2 separate regions of the Homo sapiens genome follow, and region 1 is linked to region 2. Evidence: chromatin contacts called from ENCODE Hi-C data. All regions are on one chromosome and are shown on one strand. Each heading gives the region's core, a stretch centred on a gene start or an enhancer-like site at or near the end of the contact. The rest is flanking DNA. Distances are from core to core; before and after follow the strand shown.

Region 1 (3,088 bases), core at 497-2,996, 240 kb after region 2:
TCTCATTATCAACATCCCCCACCAAAGTGGTGCCTTTGTTACAATGGATGAGCTTATTGTGTTGACACATCATTATCACCTAAAGTCCATAGTTTTCACTAGAATTCACTCTTGGTGTTATACATTCTATGCTTTGGGACAAATGCATCCACCATTATAGTATCATATGTATTTTCCCTGACCTAAAAATCCTCTTTAGTTCTCCTATTCATCTTTCCATCTGCCTAGCCCCTAGCAAATACTGATATTTTCCTGTCTCCACAGTTGTGCCTTTTCCAGAATGTCATATAGTTGGAATCACTCAGTATGTAACCTTTTCACATTGGCTTCTGTAACTTAGTGATATGCATTTAAGTTTCCTCCATGACTTTTTATGACTTGATAGCTGATTTATTTTTAGCACTCAATAATATTCTATTGTCGGGATGTACCCAGGTTTATTTATGTGTTCACCTACTGAAAGACATATTGGTTGCATCTGAGTTTTTGCAATTATGAATAAAGGTGCTATAAATATTCACGGGCGGGTTTTTATGTCAAAATACAGTTCCAACTCCTTTGGGTAAATTCCGAGGAGTGTGACTACTGAGTCATATGGTAAGAGCATGTTCAGTTTTGTAAGAAACTGCCAAACTGTCTTTTAGTGTGGCTGTACTATTTTGCATTCCAAACTACAGTGAATAAAAGTTCCTGTTGCTCCGTATTCTTGCCAGCATTTTGTTGTCAGTGTTCTGAATTTTGGCTATTCTAATAGGTGTGTAGTGATATCTCATTGTTGTTGAAGATTTCATTTTTAGTCACAAAAATCATATAGCATTGGAAGGAATGTTAGATAGCATCTGGTTAAAATCACCACTTAATGTATAAACTTACTCTGCAATATTTCGTTTTAAGCAATCATCTCATCCAGAATCCTTTTAAGACCATCTATGGAATGCTTCTTGTCATGAGATGCAGAAAAGCTGTATGCTACCAAACATTAGAAGGCCCCAGGGCTCAGTCCTTGGACATCTTTGCTTTGTGCACTTACTGCCTTGGAGATCTCTTCCAGTATCATGGCTTTAAATACCATTTTTATGCTGGCAATTCCCAAATTTTCATCACCAACCTGGACCTCTCCCCTGAACTCCAGACACATGTATCAATCTGCTTAGTTGACATCTTTATTTTTTGTCTAAATGGGTATGTCACACTTAGCGACCCCAAACAAATTCCTTACTTTTTCTCCCACACCTGACCCTTCACATTCTTCCTCAGTAGTAACTTTATCCTTTCAGATGATCATGCCATAACCTTCATTCCTTTTAGCTCTTCTTTTTCATGCACTCCAGTCTATCAGCAAATTCTTTCAACTCTTCCTTGAAAAGAAGAGTTGAATGGACTCAAAATTTGACTAATTCTCACCACACCTGCTGCATCTTAGCCCAGTGCCCCTTGTCTCTCACCTGTTTTATTTCAATAGTCTTGTTACTGTTTTCTCTGCTTTCTCCCTTGCTCCCTTTAACTGTTTTATTCTGAATATGGCAGCCAGCGTGATTCCTTCACTTACCAATTGTATGATATTCTTCTCTATTCAGCCTCTACTTATAATGGTCTTTTATCTCTCTCAGAATAAAATCCCAAGTCCCCACAGTTGCTCACAAGGTTCTCATGCATAAACATCTGGCTCCCCAATGCCTCTTAGTATATCCATTAGTGTTTTCCCCTTGTTTGCTCGACTCCAGGGCACAAGGCTCCTCTGTTACATCAGACACACCCCCTCCCACGTCAGTGCCTTGCACTTGCTGTTCCTTTTGCCTGGGATGCTTTCCACACAGCTATCTCATGAGTCATTCCCGCTCCCCTGCCTGTCACAGTCAGCTCCTTCAGGTCTTTTCTCAAACACCTCTGCTTAGTGAGTCCTTCTCTAGCCACCTGATTAAACTTGCAACCTACTTCTTAACTCTTTTCACCAATGACTTTTTATATATATTTAAATAATTTCTTATTGTCTGTCTCCCTTCACTTCAGATGTCAGCTCCATGAGGAGAGAGTTTTGTCTGTTTTGTTCACTATTATATCCTGCATGCCTACAAAAGGCCCTGCTTTATATACACCATAGAATACTATGCAGCCATAAAAAGAACGAGTTCACGTCCTTTGCAGGGACTTGGATGAAGCTGGAAACCATCATTCTCAGCAAACTAACACATAAACAGAAAACCAAACACTGCATGTTCTCACTCATAAATGGGAGTTGAACAATGAGAACACATGGACACAGGGAGGGGAACATCACACACTGGGACCTGTCGGGGATGGGGGGAAAGGGGAGGGAGAGCATTAGGACAAATACCTAATGCATGCAGGGCTTAAAACCTAGATGACAGGTTGGTAGATGCAGCAAGCCACCATGGCACATGTATACCTATGTAACAAACCTGCACGTTCTGCACATGTATCCCAGAACTTAAAGTAAAATAAATAAATAAATAAAATGAAATAAAAATTAAGTCCCCTGCTTAGTAAGTATTGATTGACAGAATGAATTATTTTTTATACATTCTAAATATTAGGGAATTCTGTACTTGTAGGGTTTTTTTTTTCTCAACTGTGTATTTTAAAGGAGAGAAAGCAATCAACAACTCCTTTGTTTTTAATTTGGGTTTTCTATATTTAACAGATTTATCATTTTATTTTTTCCCTCAGTGAACTTGTTTATTAAAAAGAAATCTGTCACTAGCCAAAAGCTGTCTACCTTTTAGCTACTCGGCAATATTGGTGCATAATCATGGGTTCTTGGGATGCTTCCAACTTTGGTTTGACCTTTACAGATTAGCTCTGAATTAGGGACCACTGCTGGGTGAGAAGTAAGGTGTAGGAAGAAGACAGATATTCCAACACAATCTGGAATAATTAGAAGGACGAAGACAACAAGGAAAGGAGACTATTTTCAGTGCTTCAGGCCTCATTTTTATAACTGCTGACACAAGCCTGCTATTAAAATAGTCACATTTCCTCAAATATTGGACTTTCAGATGCAAACGGCGCAGTCAAATAGTTCTGTTAACATGACCTAATTTTCAGAGCTAGGTGTTATATGTGCTTT
Region 2 (2,794 bases), core at 228-2,727:
ACTTCTATAAATGTTTTTTTTCTCCTGTTCTTTAAAGAATGAAATAAAGTTACATGTAATGGACGGTATTAAATTCAGACTGGCATTAAGATGTGAATGTTTTAAATAAGTGACATATTTTAATTTGAAAATTTGAATCTAATATAAAATGCAAATTGCAATAGCCCTTAATGTAGAAAAAGGGAAAAATGTAGTGATTGAGTTTGGGGGAATTGTAACTTGGGCAGCTCTAGCCAGCTGCAATGATGAACAAGGCTTCCTTTATTATTGCTTCAAGAAAAGCTATTGAGTGTCTAGCACAAAGTAGCTGCTTGAATACGGGAATATCCAATATCCCTTTGAGAGGCGTATTTGATTATACATTTTCCCTTTACCCTCTTGTTTCTTTCTAACTCTCCAAGTTCCACAAAAAGCCCCAAGATCACTGTTGTTATTATCATTGGTGTTGTTTTTTGACCCAGAGGTTATACCACTGACAACTACTGTTACCTATGTAAAATGATCTCTATCAATCTTTGACTAAATTTATACCTGATCCTGTTGTTCTTTTGTTTAAAATCTTCCCATAAATCTTTGGTCCTTACAGGATTATCTGTAAGAGGGTTAGCCTGGCAGGCATTTTTTTTTTTTTTACAATCAGATTCAACAGAGTTCTTTTTTGGCTTCATTTCTCACTTTGATCAAAATGACTTCTCAGCATGCATGTTCTTACACACACACACACACACACACACACACACACACAACATACCTACCTCTCTGATATATGCTTCCTATTAATTTCTGCCTAGAAAACTCTTACTCATCCTCTAATACCCATCTCAGATATATCTCTTGTTTTAACCCTTCCTTAATGTCTCTGGTAGAATGTGTTATCCAATAACCCTCCCTGTCCCCCGACCCCACTCAACCCCAATGATCAGAGAACATATTCCTGTTAAATCACCTATTTTACTGAAATTATTTCATTTGTCTCTCTCACTTTTTAGAATGGAATCTTCATAAGGCCTGAGATGCTATTTATTTAGCTCTGAAAAAACTAGCCTTGCATACAAGTCTTGTCATAATAAGTCCTAATGAATAGTTGATTGACTGAATGAACGGATCTTCACTTGTGGATTTTGCACAACCTACAGTTGTGGGTGCCAACTCAATGTGCAGAGTTGGAAGCTGTTTGTAGCTCTGCCAGTCAGTTTTATGTTCTGCCAGCACATTCTTGGTTGTTGTACATTCCCCACTGATAGGATTTTACCCAACAGTACTTGGCTTGATTACAGTGTTCAAAATTGTTTTTCACCATGTCTGGGTTTTTTTCCCCTACTCGACTTCATTCTCTCAGTTTCTGTACAGCAGGCTTCTGGGACATCCTGTTGTTACCCATTCCCCTCCTGTACCTCGCCCATCCAAGTAACTTTGTGAGGAAAGGCTGGGAGACTGGCCAATTTCCAGCATCTTGTTGCTGGTGATCCTGTATTACTGTAGGCATATAAGTGGTGAACCTGGGCATGCTGCCATGGCTAGCAGTGAAGGTGAATGCATTCCGGTGCCAATAAGGGCTAAGGCATGGAAGTAAATCCATGCAGAATTGACTTTGTCAGTGCTTTCTAGTAAAGGAGGAGTTTATACATGGAAAGTATATCGGTAGCAGTTAGCATCATTTTGTCCCTTATAGTTCTAGATGAAAGAACACCAATATTTTTTTACCTTAATTGCCTAGTAAGAATCTGATGTTCGTAGAAAGTTCTGTACCCTTGTTGCATTTGCTGCCTAGCTCAGCTCCGAGACAGGAAACTGAATTAGGTATACAGTCCTAGAAGTCACTGTTGCTCAAACTTGAATTGCACATGGATCATTAAGGGATTTTAATTCAGTAGGTCTGCGGTGGAGCCAAGATTCTGCATTTCTAATAAGCTCTCTGGTGATACCATGATGTTGATATTGTTGGTCTGAAAAATTCACATTGAGCAGCAGGATGTAGAGGGCAGAGTGAGCTCTTTGACAAGCAGTGCCAGCTAATGCGCGTACCCTCTACATCTTGAGTGCCTCAACAATGCCACAGGATGACAGAGCATGCCAAAACACAAAATAAATCAGTTCCCTCATCACCACTGCATGTTAGTTCAGAATGTTACTGACGGTGGTGGAAGCATCCCTGAGTTAGTGTTCTCCCTCCCACAGAGCTCATTTAGATTCTTTGTGGAGAAGGGAAGAGGTTGGCTTCCCCACCAAATCTTTGTTGAAAATGATTTAACACATTAAAAGAGCAAATCAGTATCTTAAGGTTTAAACTTCTTAGCTGCAGAGGAAGTTAAGTTCAGTTCCCAAGGACTTAAGGGTTCAGTGAATTTTCACCAGGTTCTTTTTTCACCTAAACTTCAAGAGCGCGGTAGGAGAGCCATCATTTATTGAGTTCCTGCTATATGTGGGCACTGTTTGTTAGGTGCTGGAGGTACAAAGAGGCATCACACATAATCTCTTGCCCGAGGGAGTTTACAATTGACTCCATTAAAGGTTCAAATTTTGAGGATAAAGGTGTGTCTTATTTGACTTTATATTTCCCAAAGTGTAAAATTAATAACTGCCTATTAACTAAAATGTTGCTAAACCACAGCATAAGAAGAGTGTATTTTAAGGCTAAATCATGCCACAAATTATGACATGGTTAGTATAGTTACAAGTGACAATTGCATGCCATTTCCATTCTGTAAATCAGAGCTTCCTAATACTGCTTTAAACACAAAATGTGCCGTTGGGCAAATGCTGTATTAGCACCACTAGTACTCTGTTTTTCAAA

The links. A loop is a pair of places that touch in the nucleus more often than their neighbours do. Pooled maps may share reads with other maps.
Region 1: a loop to region 2 is called in a map of heart left ventricle, with 6 times the contacts of the local background. The contact joins two enhancer-like sites. A Hi-C loop is called at or near these places in 7 of 168 maps with a recorded cell type or tissue (Right ventricle myocardium inferior, heart left ventricle, heart right ventricle and 1 more) and 8 of 50 pooled maps.

Annotation. Positions count from the first base shown.
Region 1 is chrX:28,845,870-28,848,957 of GRCh38, forward strand. All of the region lies in intron 2 of IL1RAPL1 (interleukin 1 receptor accessory protein like 1), which reads left to right. Among named protein-coding and RNA genes, the nearest start is that of IL1RAPL1, 260 kb to the left of the region's middle. Within about 2 kb of position 1,747, at least 2 of the 41 ENCODE cell types and tissues checked have a DNase peak (open chromatin) inside an H3K27ac peak, as active enhancers do.
Region 2 is chrX:28,608,919-28,611,712 of GRCh38, forward strand. The region is part of intron 1 of IL1RAPL1 (interleukin 1 receptor accessory protein like 1); the gene reads left to right. Among named protein-coding and RNA genes, the nearest start is that of IL1RAPL1, 23 kb to the left of the region's middle. Within about 2 kb of position 1,478, at least 3 of the 41 ENCODE cell types and tissues checked have a DNase peak (open chromatin) inside an H3K27ac peak, as active enhancers do.